Linked DNA regions of Homo sapiens: region 2 is linked to region 1. A link is an interaction called in ENCODE POLR2A ChIA-PET data of the cell type or tissue named here. Cell type or tissue: A673. All regions are shown on one strand. Each heading gives the region's core, and the rest is flanking DNA. Links, peaks and the distances in the headings are about the cores only.

Region 1 (8,343 bases), core at 273-8,272:
GCCAGGAAAGACAGTCAAGGATATCAAAATGAACCATTGAACCATTCAGTCATGTATTGAAAAGAAAGTGTATAGGGTAGTTACTTAAACTCTCTGGGCTAAGTCAGTGAGACCTTCTCACTCTCTAACACTTGCTTATACATTGGCAAATGCTTTGATGGGAAAAGTGTTGTTGGGTTTACGTCTGCATTTTCCTTTCTTTGGGATTTTGTCTTTTCAAGACCTTGCTCTTTGATAACTACCTGAAGTTTTCAGTGGAAGCTTTCCATATTTTATTCACATTTCCTGCTTGATTTAAGTGGTAGAAATGATCTTAATCTTGTGTGCCATAACCAGAAGTGAAAGTCACATTCACATTTAACAATAACCTCCAAAGTTGATAAAATCTAGCATTTCTTGAGCTCTTCATATATGTCAAGCACCGACCTAAGCATTTAAAATAAATTATGTATACTTCTCACAAAAACCATGAGTAGCTACTTTTGTCATTTACGGAAAAGGAACCTGAAATACCCAGAGACCTTAAGTAACTTTTCCAAAGATATGGAACAAAGATTTATCCAAAGAAATATGACTCTAAAGCCCTAAGGCCTAGCTACTGTACCAGAATGCCCTCTTAAAAACTTTCTTTTCAATAAGTGACTGAATCAATTCATTCATTCTGATATCCTTGACAGTCTTCCTTAGCCAGTCATTATCATACCATAGCCTAATATATCATATCATAGCATATCAAGGCCATTTGGGAGCAAAGGTAAGGTTTGCCTATCCACAGCATTTATCTTATTAATCTATAATTTTTTAAATGAAAGAACCTGTACATAGGCCAAAAAAAAACCGGATCCTTTCTTAAATACATGGAGTTTGGAAATCAAACTCTCATTTTCCTATTCTATTAGTAATTAGCTATAACCCTAAATCTCAGCTTCTTCGTATTAAGTTGCCATTAAATAGTGATGATTTTTGCTTGATTATAATAGATATGGTTCTAAAATTTGTGGTCTATTGATAATGTAACAAGGAAACTAACAATTCTCAAAAAAACATTTTATTCCAATGGCCGGGTACGGTGGCTCACGCCTGTGATCCCAGCACTTTGGGAGGCCAAGGTGGGCTGATCACTTGAGGTCAGGAGTTGGAGACCAGCCTGGCAACATGGTGTAACCCTGTCTCTACTAAAAATACAAAAATTAGCTGGGCATGGTGGTGCACGCCTGTAATCCTAGCTACTGAGGAGGCTGAGGCAGGAGAATCTCTTGAACCCGGGAGGCAGAAGTTGCACTGAGCAGAGATCATGCCACTGCCTTCCAGCCTGGGCGACAGAAGGAGACTCTGTCTCAAAAAAAAAAAAAAATGTATTTAAAAAATCCTGGAGATTTGAAATAAGGGTCTTTACAGGCCTTGATGCTGTCTATCCTAGGATACTCTTACTTTGTAGAAGTTGCAGTTTCTTTGACTTGTCTTATCTCTATTCTCTTGATATACTTGGCATTTGTAATCACTCTGGACACAAACTATAGGTGGATGTGACTCTTTTTTTGTGTCAACTGCAAACTCGGGTTCTTTTTTTTCACTAGCTTATGTGAGGAATAAGGATAGTCATTAGGTTAGGAAACTGTAATTTAAATAAAAATGTCATATAATCCTACTAGATGGCAACAGGAGAAAAATCACAGAAGAGACAAGACTGGCTTAGCCCAGGAGTCAGCCTGTTCTATCCATTTTCTTGGTTGAATACTTTACCATTTCCTTCAGCAGCAAATTTTAGAGGAGGTCAATATAGAGGAACTTTACTGTTTATTAAGTAAAATCACTTTTTAATCTATTCTATTTAAGTATTTAAACCTAATGTTCCTTGGTGTCACATTTGCTGCTTCTATGGAAGAATGCATAGTTAATAAATCACCATTGCCAATTAGTTGTAAGTTTCAATGGGGCTCTTAATGCATTTTTTAAAATTTCTTTGAAGATTATTTCTCTTATTTAAACTGTAATGACCCTTCACTCATGGTTAGCCGCCTGAAAGTATTGAAAGATGAACATTGGCTGAACTTGTAGAATTTATAGAAAAAAGGTAATTCAAGAAAGTCAGAGAAGGCCAAAAAGAACAGAACAGTGAGACCACCACCATTTAGATATAAGGTAATTTCCTTCTATAACTATTGCTACATCTGTGAGAATACTTGATGTGTGAATATAGTGTATACAGCCAAGACATTTGATAAATGTGTGAGCAGAAAAGAATAATATATATGTACATATATATCTAATACAAGGAAAAGAAAACCAGATTGAATAAAATGCTGATTAAAAGCTCTCAAGAAATAATTCTAAGGAAAATGTAGAGACAGATATTTTATATCATAGGACTTCCCTATATTTTAAACAAGTAAAATATTAAAATTTTATCTACACAGCTTCATGTGGGATCTAATTCATTTGTATTTGTAGAGATATTTTATTTTTTAGCTATCTCACATATAGAAGTGCCTGACATTTTAATTTTTTGTTTACTTTTCCTAGTGTAAGAAAATAAGTTGAATTATTCTCCCTTGATCATGTTCTGATGGCAAATGCTGTGTGTAAAAATAAATAAATAAAGTAGCCAGGTAGAAAGATCAATGTCCCAGAGGAAATTATTTTATTTTATTTTATGTATTATTATTACTTTTTAAGACAGAGTCTCATTCTGTTGCCTCGGCTGGAGTGCAGTGGCGCGATCTCAGCTCGCTGCAACCTCTGCCTCCCGAGTTCAAATGACTATCCTGCCTCAGCCTCCCAAGGAGCTGGGATTACAGGTGCATGCCACCATGCCTAGCTAATTTTTTGTGTCTCCCCCAAACCCAGGGTGTAGACTTTCCTTAATCTCCTTTCTTTTCCCTTGATGTTTAAGTCCCAAGCCATGTTTAGATAAGTTTCCTTATCTAGCTATTGTCCCAGGTAAAATCCACACCAGAGTCTTGACTATCTTGAGTCCAATGGCACAAGCTTCTTCAAGTGGGCACCCTGCGTCACTGTCTTTTGTGTGAAGTTCAGACTCTTCGTGTTCCAATTCAATGTGAGCAGTCTTAACTCAGAGGGCACACTTTTTACTCTGTGTATGTTTTTATGTTTTAAGTGTACACGTTTGTAAAACAGATATGTTGCCGACATCTAAATATTAAAATATTTCAAGTAAAAATATAGATGTGCGTTTTTTCCTTGAGGACTCGGAAAGCCCTGGAAGCCCTTGTCTTGCAAATATTGCCTGGAAAATTCACTCAAAGTGTGCACCCTCCAATTTCTCCCTCATGAATTTCTTCTCTTACCCAAGGCACACAGTAGCTTATGTAGAAAGGAAGTTTGAAACCTCTTTTTTAAAGTGGAGGTGGATTTTACTTATCATCTTCATGCTGTTAGTTGACTGCTTCCAGATTTTCTACAGATTATGATTGTGGAGATGGGGGCAGGAGGCATGTTAGGAATTGATCGTTTGATGATAGCTCACCTTGACTGTCACGCTGTTAGATGCATTGCTCAATACCTGGCAGATGAGAGTTCAGGAGCTGTACAATAAAAAAAGATGGAAATAATTGTGCAAATTGTTACTGATACCCTGGAAAGCAAATGGATTTTTACATTGTCAAGTTTAACTGAAAGCCCTTCTATTCAAGTGTAGTTTACAGACAACTCACCATTAATATTTTGGACTTTATGTGTTTGTTTGTTTTGTAGAGACAGTTTCTTGCTCTGTCATCCAGGCTGGAGTGCAATGGCACTATCATAGCTCACTGCAGCCTCCAACTCCTGGGCTCGAGTGATTCTCCTGCCTCAGCCTCCAAGGTAGCTTGTGCTACAGGTTGTTGTTTTGATAATAATAAAAGAGATCATGACTCTTAAAAATTAGATTCACTGCTGATAACACTGAAGCCAGGTCAGATACTTAAGTAAAACGAAGGAGAAAGTTAAGGGTTACAGGCAGATAAGAATGGGTAAAACAGAAACCTTTGAGTTTATTGTGGGATTTTGTTGTTGCTGTTGTTTTTAATATTAAGCTACTGAACACCATATTGCAGATTAGCAGGGAAACAAAAATGAGTTTGGAGTAATTCTTTTCCAGTTAAGGTTAGATAGGCATATGATTCACACCTTGGAACACATACTATACAATCAAACCCTTGCTGAGATACTGTGCTGCCTACTGGATAGATAGCTGGGCCTGTAATGGAAACAAATGAATGTTTTGGTGATGTTTTCAGGGCAGAACAAAGAGGAAAATAAAATTCCATTAACTATTACTTAAGCGGCATGCTGTTATCTCCCTGGTTTAGAGACAGATGTAAAAAGCTCATGGTTAAGGAATTGTTTGGGGTTCCTGTGTGCTGGAGAAAGATACCACAGAGTGGAGAAGAGAGGAGCTTCTGTCTTTGACTCTCCTTCCAAAGGCCAGTGTGCTCTGCTCTACTATTTTTACCCCTGACATCTTTTCCTGCCTTGATTTTGTGTAGCAATTGCAACCACTTTCTGCTTCTATGCTTACTTTGCTTTGCTTTAATATCTGTTATAGAAAAATGTATACCAAGTAATAAACCTATCTCTATCTTGTTATATAGAGCAAAAATTATACTGTTATTTAAAAGAAGTATTCATGAATGCTTTTAGGGGTCAAAATGGAAGCATATTTTAACCAGTGTGAAAGCTCCTTTTATTTCTATCCTGTGGAGAGAATGTAATTGTAAAACCAATTCCTCAGAAATGTGCGATTCAATACAGATCATACAGAGGCCCAGTTAAAATTTAGCTTTGCTTTAATCTTAAGGCAACTATTATAGACACTTAAAAATAATAAAGCTACATTGTTTAAAAAAAAAAACTTCTGTAGTTTAGAGTTTTTATTATTTCAGTTTGGCTTCCTGACACCCCCAGGATCTCGTGATGACTCACGAGACATTTTGAGGATGAATATAAATTTGTAGAAAGGATAAGAAAATCGCTTCCTGTAATCAAAGTTTTTAAAGTTTTGGTGCTTTAACATGTTTTTGGTCCATATGTTCATTGACTTTGGCACTTCATATCCTTCTAAATACAGAGTCTTCTATAAAATACGTGATCATGACAATAACATGTTCATTCTTGTGCTAATTTGCCCAATACTTCTAAATAGCTATACTTCTAAATAGCTATACTTCTAAATAGCTTGTTTATACATACACATATGCACACACATAATGTCTTTGTTATTAGTCAAAAAGAAGTTCATTTTACAGCCTGGGTAACATAATGAGACTCTGTCTCTGCAAAAAAAAAAAAAAAAAAAAAAAAAATTAAAAAGAACTAGCAAGCAAGCTACTCGGGAGGCTAAGGCAGGAAGATCACTTGAGCCCTGGAGGTTGAGACTGCAGTGAACTGTGATTGCACCACTGCACTCCAGCCTGGGCAACAGAATGAGACTCTGTCTCAAATAAATAAGTAAATAAATAAATAAATAAATAAATATTTTTAAAAGTAGTTTATTTTAAATGTACCTTTTAATAATATAGTCTCTAATTTTATGCTGACAGAGGACCCTGCAGACTGGTCTCATGATAGGAAAATATCAGGTGTGGAGAGGCAGACATGTTCCATAGGAAATTTTAGAGAAAGCCTGGAATTGTTCACCTTTTCCTCATTAATCTTTGATGACATTAGACATTTAATTCACTTGGCAAAATCAGTTTTTTCAAAATCTGGCATGTAATGGTTTCATAAAAGCCTTGGGTGGCTTCTAGGAAAATATAAGTAGTTGAAAGTTTCTTGTACATTTTCATTTTAATATTTAATCAGGACAAAAGAGTACAGTTTTAGAAATCCTGGGCTCTTACTCATGAGCTCTACAAAATTTTAATGGAGAACATTTGAAGCCAGTGGTTTTGCCATAAAGTGGTCATCCCTCTCCAGCGCTTCCTCTCCTGGTCTTTGAATGTTTCAGGACTGGTCTTGAGAGCTGCATATGTTGTTCCCTGCATATCGAAAGGACACTTCTCATAGACCGTGAAGTGAGTGAGTCCTCTGGAGTTGTACAACCTATAACATTCCTGATGAAAACACCATTTCATTGCTCTTGCTACTGAAACCAAAAGCCTTTGTGGTATCCTTTACTCTGCTTTTGTCCCTCGCTGTCTTTATTAAATCTATGGGGAGTCTCAATAGCAGTGCATACATAATTCTTCCAGAATCTGCCTCTGTCACTTACACCACTGTTACCACTTTGGGGTGGAGCATGGCACCTTCTCTTACCTGGAAAACTGTGATACCCTCCTAACTAGTTTGTCTGGCTCCCGTTGTCCTTCTACAGTCTTGATTTCCCAGCAGCCAGCGTGATATTTTTCCAAAATAAAGGAATGTCCTTTCCTCTGCTCAAAACCTCCCAAATCTTTCTGTATCTTTTGGACTAAAATCCAGTGTCACTGTCATGGCTTGCAAGGAATACACGCTCCCTATGATCTGCCCCTACCACCTCCCATCACCTTTGACACACTTGTTTACTACTTCTGCTCCAGCTGTAGAGACAACCTTTTAACTCCTAAAATTCAGTCAAGCCCTTTACATGTGCCGGTACATCTACCCACAGTTGTTTCCCAAATATCCACATGACAGATTTTCTTACTTCCTTCGAGTTTCTGCTGAAAAATCACCTTCTCAGAGAGAGCTTCTGCGACTCTCTTCTCTCCTAGAGATCCCTGTTCCTCTCTATCTTCTTACTCTGTTTTAGTTTTCTCCTTGGTACTAACCACCTTCTAGTATGCTATAGGTTTTATGTTCACTTGTTTTAATGCCTGTCCCTGTTCTCTAGAATGTAGGCTCTGTGAGAGAAGGGTCTTTGTTTTCCTATCTGCTGTAATTCCAGTGCCTACAATAATACAGAAAATATATTCAATTAATATCTGATGAATGAATGAATGGATTCTATCTTATCAAATGGACAGTGTGTATGCCTTTTGGGGAAAATAATTTATATCTAGTAGACATCATTCTTAGGAATCTATTTTCTACTGTCTAATCCCCAATTATATTAAGACTCATAGTAGAGTTATATGGTAGTGGTGGTTTGACAGATGCAGTAATCAGAAATCATTAACCCATGAATATGTACACTTAAAAAACTGGCAACAAGTTAAAGCATAACTCTTGACTACAAATGATGATTTCTACCTAACTTCTACTCTCCTTACATAAAGGTAGAGTATTTCACCCTTATCATTTTAGTTTGTATCGTTGTTAACAATTTACTTGTTGAAGCTTGGAAAAGTCAAAATCATTTGAAAAAAATTTAATTTGATAACTGAAAGAATCAAAGATCACTTATAGTGATCTTCCTAGAGGGTTGGTCAGTTATATATCAGATAATTTTCAGTGATAGAAAACTCAGTACACCGTGAGGCTACCCATTTTGGTTTCGGGTAAATTTTTCTCCTGTTAAATGAATCTAAATCTAGGTAATTTATGTATATTGGGCTTAGTTTTTGAAATGCACAGACAAAAGAATAAACTAAAGAGACAGAAGAATGAAAAAAAAATGCTGCACAAAGTGAAACTTTTCTACTGGAACATTCCAATCTTTCAAGTTTAATTATACCTAGAATTAGATATTTATCTGAAATCTGGGCATGATGGTGTGCACCTGTAGTCCCAGCTACTAGGGAGGCTGAGGCAGGAGTATTGCTTAAGCCCAGGTGTTTGAGGCTGCAGTGAGCTATGATCATGCCACTGCACTCCAGCCTGGGCAACACAGTGAGACCCAATGTCTTAAAAATAGATACTTATCTGATTCCCAGAAAATTAGGATGAGCAATACTACCTCATTTTATGGAGAAACACCCATATTCTATTCTATTGGCTATTTGACTTTTAACAGAGAATGTATTGATTGATATTGCTGTGTAATAAACCACCCCAAAATGTAGTGGCTTAAAACAACTCCATTTCTTATTTCTCACAAGTTGCCTATAAATCAGCTTGCTGGTTCTACTGATATGGGCTGGACCCTGCTGATCTCAGCTGAGCTTCTGAATGTGTAAGCTGTTATCTGGTGGACTGGCTGGGAGCTGGCTAGGCAAGGATAACTTTTGGTGCAAAAAAATAAAAATTAAAAAAAAAAATCCTTCATGTGTCTTGTATACATCTGCAGAAGACCAGTAGTGTACATTTTCTTGGCTGTAGCAAGGGTCCAAGAAAGGAAGTAGTAAGCAGTTTTTCAAGTCTCTCTCTCTCTTTTTTTTTTTTTGCTTCAAGCTTCCTGCTCTCCTCTTTTGCCATATTATTGAGCCTGGAATCTGAGTGGGAGAGGACGACAGAGGGTCTGGGCACAAGGAAGCCATTGATTGA
Region 2 (8,343 bases), core at 42-8,041, 260 kb before region 1:
TCATATGACAAGCTCTGTCTCTTCTTTTCATTGCCGGTTATTTTTATTTCTCTTAATGACCATGTCACTCCTGCTATTAATCATGCTCTTGGGACCGTGAATTAACTCATTCAAGCCACTTGGGCCCCTCCAACTACACTGGAATGCAAATCATTAAATGACTCATTAATTGTTTTCAAACCACTAGGGTCTCATTTAATAACTTGCTGGAGCCATTTAATTAAATAGTGTCCTAGTGCCCTCAAAATGTATCCCTGTTTAATGACTCAGGCACTCTTAAAGAGAAAACTTATTAAGTGACCACAAGTATGCTAGGGTTATAAAATGGAGTGTTATTTTCTTATTTGCTTTCTTTTCCTTTCCCTATCTGTGGCCTTTCCAACATGTCTTACTGAGGCACCAACTACAAATATGTAAAAATAGTACAAAAACCTTGGAATATTGCAACTTTAAGAGATAGTGTGTTTCTTGGCCTTAATTTTAGACATCCACAGGCAGGAAAAACATAGATCAAGGGAGGCCTTGACATTTTGTACTCTGAGATGAACTCCAAATAGTGCCAGCAGGTAACCCATATAATTAAAATGAGGGCTAATCGTGTAGGCACTGGGTTAAGTCTTTCTCTGAATTTTCTCACTGAGTTCTCACAAAAATACTACGGGGTTGTTGGTTTATAGATTAGCCTGGATGTTACAGAGGAAGCCACTGAGGCGTAGAGTAGTGACAGGTAGAATAAGTAGCAGAACTGGGATCCTAACAGAGGCAGTCTCGCGTTTCAGGGCCCTTTCTCCTTCATTCATTTGTTCATGTATTTATTCCAGTTTCAATTATTAATGCCCGCTCTGTGACAAATTTGATAGCCTGCTGTGAGTGAAGGACAGGTAGTCTACTGTGTCAACTTTGGGGGATAGCCCTGGGCTTCCTCTAATTCCTTTAAACTCCATAGTCATGATAGAGAACTGCTTTTTTCATTTTGTTAATTAATTTTTTAAAAATTTTAATTTTGTTTTAAATTTCTATTTTAGATTCAGTGGGTATATGTGCAGGTTTGTTATGTGGATGTACTGTGTGTGATGCTGAGGTTTCGGGTATGAATCATCCCATCACCCAGGTACTGAGCATAGTACCCACTAGTTAGTTTTTCAGCCCTTGCCCCTCTTCTTCCCTCCGCTCCCTAGTGGTCCTCAGTGCCTATTGTTGCCATCTGTATTTCCATGAGTTCCTGATGTTTAGCTCCTATTTATAAGTGATAATATGCAGTATTTGGTTTTCTGAGAACTGCTTTTTTTTTTCTGAGACGGGGTTTTTTTTTTTTTGAGCAGAGACAGGGTTTCACCGCGTTAGCCAGGATGGTCTCAATCTCCTGACCTCGTGATCCACCCGCCTCAGCATCCCAAAGTGCTGGGATTACAGGCGTGAGCCACCGCGCCCGGCTGCTTTTTTTTTTTTTTTTTTTTTTTTTTTTTAAATCAAGAACGGCTAAACCCCACATTTTAAACTGAACTATGTGTACATAGAATAATTATTTAATTATTTAATACCATTTAGACTTCTTGTACTTGTGCAATATAGTTAGATGTGTATGCATCTGTATATAACTAATGTATTTCTCTCAGTGATACTGATAATTCCCAGCATATATATGCTCCCTGCTTGTAGAAGCCTAGAATACATAAAAGCCACTTGAAACTATTCAGCTCCAGGAAATTCTTGTCCCACTCCTTGCTGCTTTCCTTGAGATTCCATCATTTCTGACTTTCCCATGTAGGGTCTAACTTCTGACCTCATTTCTTTCTTGCTGATCTGCCATGCAGTCTTCTTCCTATGCAATGGCAAGACATCTGTGATTGCTTCTCTTTTATGTCTTTCTCTGTCCAGCGCTCCCACCCCTGAAAAATATAAGTACCCAGTTGAGGAGTTAGAATAAAGCAAAATATGCTGCATTGTCCTTAAAAACAACAAAAAAGTATTGGGTACTTAGTATTTCTATTCTCTGGATAGTAATACCAAAATGCAATATTATAGTGGTTTGTGTGTCACTCCATGTGGGTAAAAGCACACGATTTCTTGGCTTTCCATTTTTCTGTGTCCCAATTTAAAGTACCACACACAGCTGGTTTTTTACCTTCTTTCGCCTGCACTTTCCTTTGCCTCTTTCTATTTTCTCCCTTTTTTCTTCCACAATCTTCCGTAATTACCATTCACATCTATTAGATTGTGCTATAGAGTTTTGAATGACATTATCCCAGAGTCTAACATGGGAAATATTATTTTCTGAGCTGTGCTCCTTAACTCCTCAAGCACCTACTGCAGGCGTTGGAAAAAGAAAGCCATGGGTCTCCACCTCTGCCTCCTCCTTAAAAGCTTCCTGTGTCTTCCCTACAAAGAGATTAGGCCTAATTTTAGACCAGCTGCCCTTGGGAGGTCGGTAACCTCTGGAGCGATTATAAAGCTAGGCATGATTGAGGAAACTTCTCTTTCGCTTGTAGATTAATTTCGTTTAGCTGTTATAACTTAGTTTTTGAAGTAAAACCCAAGTCTAATAAACCAAAGAATTGGTTTCACCTTCAAATTCTCAACAAAGCCAAAGCCAAATAATATTACATGTGAAATTGCTTCTTTGATTGAAAAAATTGGATTTTTGTTTTTACAGAATAGGTTAAAGGATCCTTACTGAAACAAAGAATAGCCTAGCTTTATTCTCATATTAGATCATTCCCTCTTAATTTGCTTATTTATAGAAAAAAGAACTTATGCAAAGAGACACTACTTTTCATTAAAGTAAAACAAGGGACTTTAGAATGACAGAATATTAATATTGACAGTGTGGAGAAATAGTCAAGTTACATTAATATTTACTGTAAAAATCATATATACCTGGTACTCAGTAGCTACTTAATAAATGTTTACATATAACAATAATACTTAATAAATACTTAAATATTTCTTTGACTAAGTGCCAGCCACTGTCTAAGGGCTCTTAGTGAATTCTTACAACCACTTAAGGAGGTCTGTGCTATTATTATCTCTGTGTTAGAGGCGAATGTCTGTGGCATGGTGGACTTGAAGGACCTAATTTGTCCAAAGTCATTCAGCTAGTAAGAAGTTGACTTGGGATTCAAACCCAAGCAGCCTGGCTTCCAAGATCCGCTCTTAACCACTATGCCACACTACCCGCCCAGTGCTGATAAATAAATAACTTGCTTGTGGATCACATGCCAAAAATGCTTGTTGAAATAATTCTATGCAGGAAGACTTCAGATGTAAAGTTACGACTAGGACTCCAGCTGAAATTGCTTAATGCTATGTACATAGTCATGTCTAGGCATATTGATTGCTGTAAATTCTTAACTCAGATAGTTCCTATGAGTTCATATTTGGCTATAAAAGCCCAATCCTATAGTAGAATTGTATTTAAAGGAAAGATAGCTTTTATAAATAAAGGTAGACTTCTTATAGTTTCGGATTTCTTCTGCTTTCTCCTGCAAACCATTCCCGTATTTGATGGTCACTTTCTGCAGCAATATGTTTTGATGTTCTCTGCTGGGCCGGCACAACAATAAGTCTCAATAAGGATTTTGTTTATCTATAAATAAAACCCTTAGTATACAGTACGAGCTAAGACCCAATCAGACAGCAGGAGGAGCCTGGCTTTCTTACTGTTGGCCTAGTTGAAATGGTCTTTTTTTTTTTTTTTTTGCCACTGTTACAATTTGCCATTGTCATCACAATCAGATTCACTCAAGGCAGTTCAATTCCATAGATATTTAGAGATCTAGATTTACTTTATATTACATCCTTAGGGCGTGGCTCTGACCTTCATCAAAGAAGGGTAATAATCCTGTTTCAAGGGGGTTAGCATAGGTAATCTTATCGGCTTATGCACGCTATGGTTGGGGGACGCCTAGGTGTGGGGATTGCTTTCATTCAGATGTGGCTGTGACAAGCACACATTTAGCTAGGAGTCTAGTGTGAATAAAAACATAATGCTGAATTGTAAGCCCCACTGTATACTTACTTCCAAGGCTGAATACACATTCGAAGTGTCTAATATTCTTGATGTTTGTTGTAGGAAGCATTAAATAATATTTGGAAGAAAAAAGCACCATATCCAGTTATTTCATTGGTTGAAATAGCTGACCGCTTATAATAAAGTAGTCTGTGGACTGCTTAAATTTTGTAGTGAATTCCTGTGTGTGCATTTTTGTAATGGTCATTCTCAGTCGTAAATGTCTTTAGAAAGTCATCTAACACAAATACATTGAGAGAAGTTTTCCTAGCATAAGCCTGGTCATAAACTCCACCTGATAACTTTGGGGCTTGATTTAAATCAGGTGGAAGCTCTGTGCAAAAAGATGGATATGTGACCAATATAATAATGGCTCCTTTTGCAAGAAGCAATACTTCTGAAATTAAGGGGAATGCATTAGATGTGTATGTAATAAATAATTGAAAATAATTTTGGAGGCAGAAGTTATTGTAAGTGAAATTCTGTCATAAGTGAAACAATCCTTTACAGCCTTTTTACTTTCTCATCAGCATGTCATGTCAGAAATGACAACTCATGTCTCCTCAACTAGTTACACAGCTCTTCCCAGCACTGTTTCCTTTCTGGAAACCTCACAAGTGAACTTTGAAGAAGGAATCTGTATATTCATGAGTAGAGTTTAGTAAATGACTTCACCAGTTAGGGGGTCAACCATGCTAACAGCTCAAATCCCTTGAACCCTCTTCACTGCCCTAGAGTTGGATTTGGTGTGATTCTCTTCCCACGAATGGAGTAAATTCAGAGAAGCACCCAGAGGAGGAAGTCAATGCCCAATCTGTAGAAAGAGAAATTAGCCTGGACACAGCACCACAGGCTATAGTGCAGAACTGTGAGAAACCTTCTGAATCATCCAAGGAAAAAGAAAGGTACACCTTAATGAGAAAAGAAATTTCTGCAGTGTCCCTGAAGTCTTCAAGATCCCAGAAATCCCTTGGAAACGTAAAACAAAACAAAACAAACAAAAACAAAAACAAAAAACTGATGTTTTCCTTTTTTTTTTTTTATTAGCACAATCCTAGGAACTTAATTTGTTTCCCAAACTTTTCTATGACATACCGTAAAATTCTCCTATATGCCCTGGTGCCATGAATCAGAGATTCATTTGAATTTTAACCACTTTCAATTTCAATTGGAATTTATATATTCCTGAGGGGACAAAAGTAGGTTGGAGGACATTTATTTGGCCATATCTATTTGTAGATCCTTTTATTTGAACTACTTTTCTTTTTTACTTGAATTTTTAAATATTTATTTTGAAATTTTAAGTTATAAACAGTGGATACCCAAATATTTTCTAATTTAACTGGCATAAGTATTTTTATTTTTATCTACAATGTTACATCAGCACTATCAGGTTTTTTTATTATTATACTTAAAGTTCTGGCATACAAATGCACATTATCACTGGTAATTAGAGAAATGCAAATCGAAACCACAATGAGATCCCATCTCACGCCAGTTAGAATGGAGATCATTAAAAAGTCAGGAAACAGATGATGGAGAGGATATGGAGAAATAGGAACGCTTTTACACTGTTGGTGGGAGTGTAAATTAGTTCAACCATTGTGGAAGATAGTGTGGCGATTCTTCAAAGATCTAGAACTAGAAATACCATTTGACCCAGCCATCCCATTATTGGGTGTATACCCAAAGGATTATAAATCGTTCTACTATAAAGACACATGCACACATATGTTTATTGCGGCACTGTTCACAGTAGTAAAGTCTTGGAACCAACCCAAATGCCCATCAATGATAGACTGGATAAAGAAAATGTGGCACATATACAACATGGAATACTATGCAGCCATAAAAAAGGATGAGTTCATGTCCTTTGCAGGGACATGGATGAAACTGAACTACTTTTCTTAACAACTAGGGGAAGCCTTGAAACAGGGAAGTCATAATTGTATCTAAGAGGATGATGATGGGTCTGGAGGTGTCACAGGGGCCAGGGGACAAACCAGCCCAGCATGGTAGAGCTGGGCACCTTCAAGACAGGTAAAGAGGACAGAAGTGAACAGTATCAAAATGTTTCCACATTCTCCAGCAAAATGGTCCAATAGAAATTTGATGAAAACCGCAAAAGTGAGCTTCCTGTGCAATTCTAAATTTCCCAGTAGCCGTATATTTTTTTAAAGCCAAGCAATGGATGGATTTAATTTAAATATATTTTATTTTAATATATGGCATTATACCTATCAAAAATGTTATCATTTCCTTGGGTAACAAATATAAAAATTACTTGTGTGGTATTCATTTTCCATGATTCTTCATTTGAAATCACTGAAATCTAGTGTGTATTTTGCACTTACAGCACATCTCATTTTGGACTTGCCCCATTTTACCCACTCAGTAGTCACACGTGGCTAGTGGCCACCGCCTTAGACAGCTCAGTTCTGAAATTCCCTTTTGTCAGGCCCCTGAAGGAAGCTTTCCAGCCACCATGTGAGATCATCTTCTGCCCTTGAAAAATCATGCTAAGGGCTGGGCATGGTGGCTCGTGCCTGTAATCCCAGCACTGTAGGAGGCTGAGGCTGGTGGATTGATTGAGGCCAGGAGTTTGAGGGTGCAGTGAGCTATGATCATAACATTGCACTTCAGCCTGGGTGACAGAGCAAGACTCTGTCTCTAAAAAAATTTTAAAAAGGAAAAGTAGGTCTGAGAAGGAAGCCCACTTTGGAATCATGGTACCACTCCAGGAAGGTCCTGGAGCAGGTCAAGGTCGGGGGGCCCTAGCTGACCCTGCAGTCTTTCACTTTCCTTCACTCCAGGCTTTCAGTTCAAAAGGTATCCAACTCCTCTTCTCTTGATCTGCCATGATCTTGGCTTAGTTCTTCCACAGCCATTGAGAGCTGACTCAGCCACCAATCAGGCTGAGTCCAAGAAAGCAGCCCATGAGCTGACTGTATAACCTAAGCTTGCAAACACAGCCTTGGCTTTGTACACACAACCTTAGCTTTGCACACACATGGAAGGGAAGGCACATTCTGGCAAACCATGGTGCTCAGTCTGGCACCAGAGAGAGGCAGAGAATTGCAAGAATTGCAGTTCAGAGCTTGAATACTAACACAGAGCTAGGTTGCATTTTGGCTGGATGCTTTGCTAGCTGTATAACCTTACACCAGTTTGTTAACTAGGTTTTCTGGATACCGTGGTTATTTTTGGGATTGAATGAAGGAATGAGTATAAAGTACCAGACATAAATAAGTCCTCAATAAATGCTTGTTATTAATAAGTCCTCAATAAATGCTTGTTATTAATATCGTCATAACAAGTGACATGGAAACTCCTGTCACTCACTTTGCTAGGCAGATTTCTACCTTTGATTTTTTTATATTTGAGCTTCGTGGATGGCAGTTCTGCACAATGGTGGGCTTTTGGTAAATAACACTTATGATTGAGGAAGAGAGATAATTTTGGGCAGAAATTTACAAGTGCCATTACAGTAAAATAAAATGGCATCAGGAACACTCTTCCTTAAGGTGTCTGCATGGCTCAGACTCTCAACTTATTTGGGTCTTTGGTCAAGTCTCAATTTATCAGTGAAGTCTTTCCTGAGCATTTTGTTACATGGTAGCCTCTCTGTCTCACAAATCCCAAAATGTATCCATCTGTCTGCTTAATTTTTTGCATAGCTCTTAGTACCACCTGAGGTTCTTCATATTTACTTGATTATTGTCTTACTCCCTATTAAAACATAACTTCCCTAAAAATGGGAAATTTTACCCATTTCTTTACTGCAGTCCCCTGTCACCTAGAACAGTTTCTTGCACGTAAGTTTCTGCCCTCAGGAGTTTTACACTCTTTTCTTATCAGCAAAGCTCTTTTTGTCTGTGAGTACACGACTCATCTTGTTTAAAGAGCCTCTGTATTTCAGAATGATATGAGTCTGTTTCTTTTCTCCATGTCTCCATGTCTCTTCCATGATTCCCTTCTCTTTTTTTTTTTGTTTTTTTTTGTTTTCTTGAGACGGAGTTTTGCTCTTGTCGCCCAGGCTGGAGTGTAATGGCACGATCTCGGCTCACCGCAACCTCCGCCTCCCAGGTTCAAGCAATTCTCCTGCCTCAGCCTCCCCAGTAGCTGGGATTATAGGCATATGCCACCATGCCTGGCTAGTTTTGTATTGTTTTTTTTAGTAGAGAGGGGGTTTCTCCACGTTAGTCAGGCTGGTCTCGAACTCCCAACCTCAGGTGATCCACCTGCCTCGGCCTCCCAAAGTGCTGGGATTACAGGCATGAGCCACCACGCCGGGCCAATTCCCTTCTTTAGTCAAGAGGGAATTAGGAAAGCAG

The links. ChIA-PET counts read pairs that join two places held together with the same protein. Peaks named below come from ENCODE experiments on the same cell type or tissue, not always from the same donor. Only the 100,000 strongest peaks of a DNase experiment are listed, where the experiment ranks them.
Region 2: POLR2A ChIA-PET joins it to region 1 with 10 read pairs; 2 of 35 experiments call an interaction of 5 or more read pairs at or near these places.

Annotation. Positions count from the first base shown.
Region 1 is chr10:20,153,225-20,161,567 of GRCh38, forward strand. All of the region lies in intron 6 of PLXDC2 (plexin domain containing 2), which reads left to right. Among named protein-coding and RNA genes, the nearest start is that of PLXDC2, 340 kb to the left of the region's middle. In A673, for the core only: no CTCF peak of the experiment used is centred there; DNase peaks (open chromatin) are centred at 4,907 and 5,317; H3K4me3 peaks cover 947 bases; H3K27ac peaks cover 4,983 bases.
Region 2 is chr10:19,889,240-19,897,582 of GRCh38, forward strand. All of the region lies in intron 1 of PLXDC2 (plexin domain containing 2), which reads left to right. Among named protein-coding and RNA genes, the nearest start is that of PLXDC2, 77 kb to the left of the region's middle. In A673, for the core only: no CTCF peak of the experiment used is centred there; no DNase peak of the experiment used is centred there.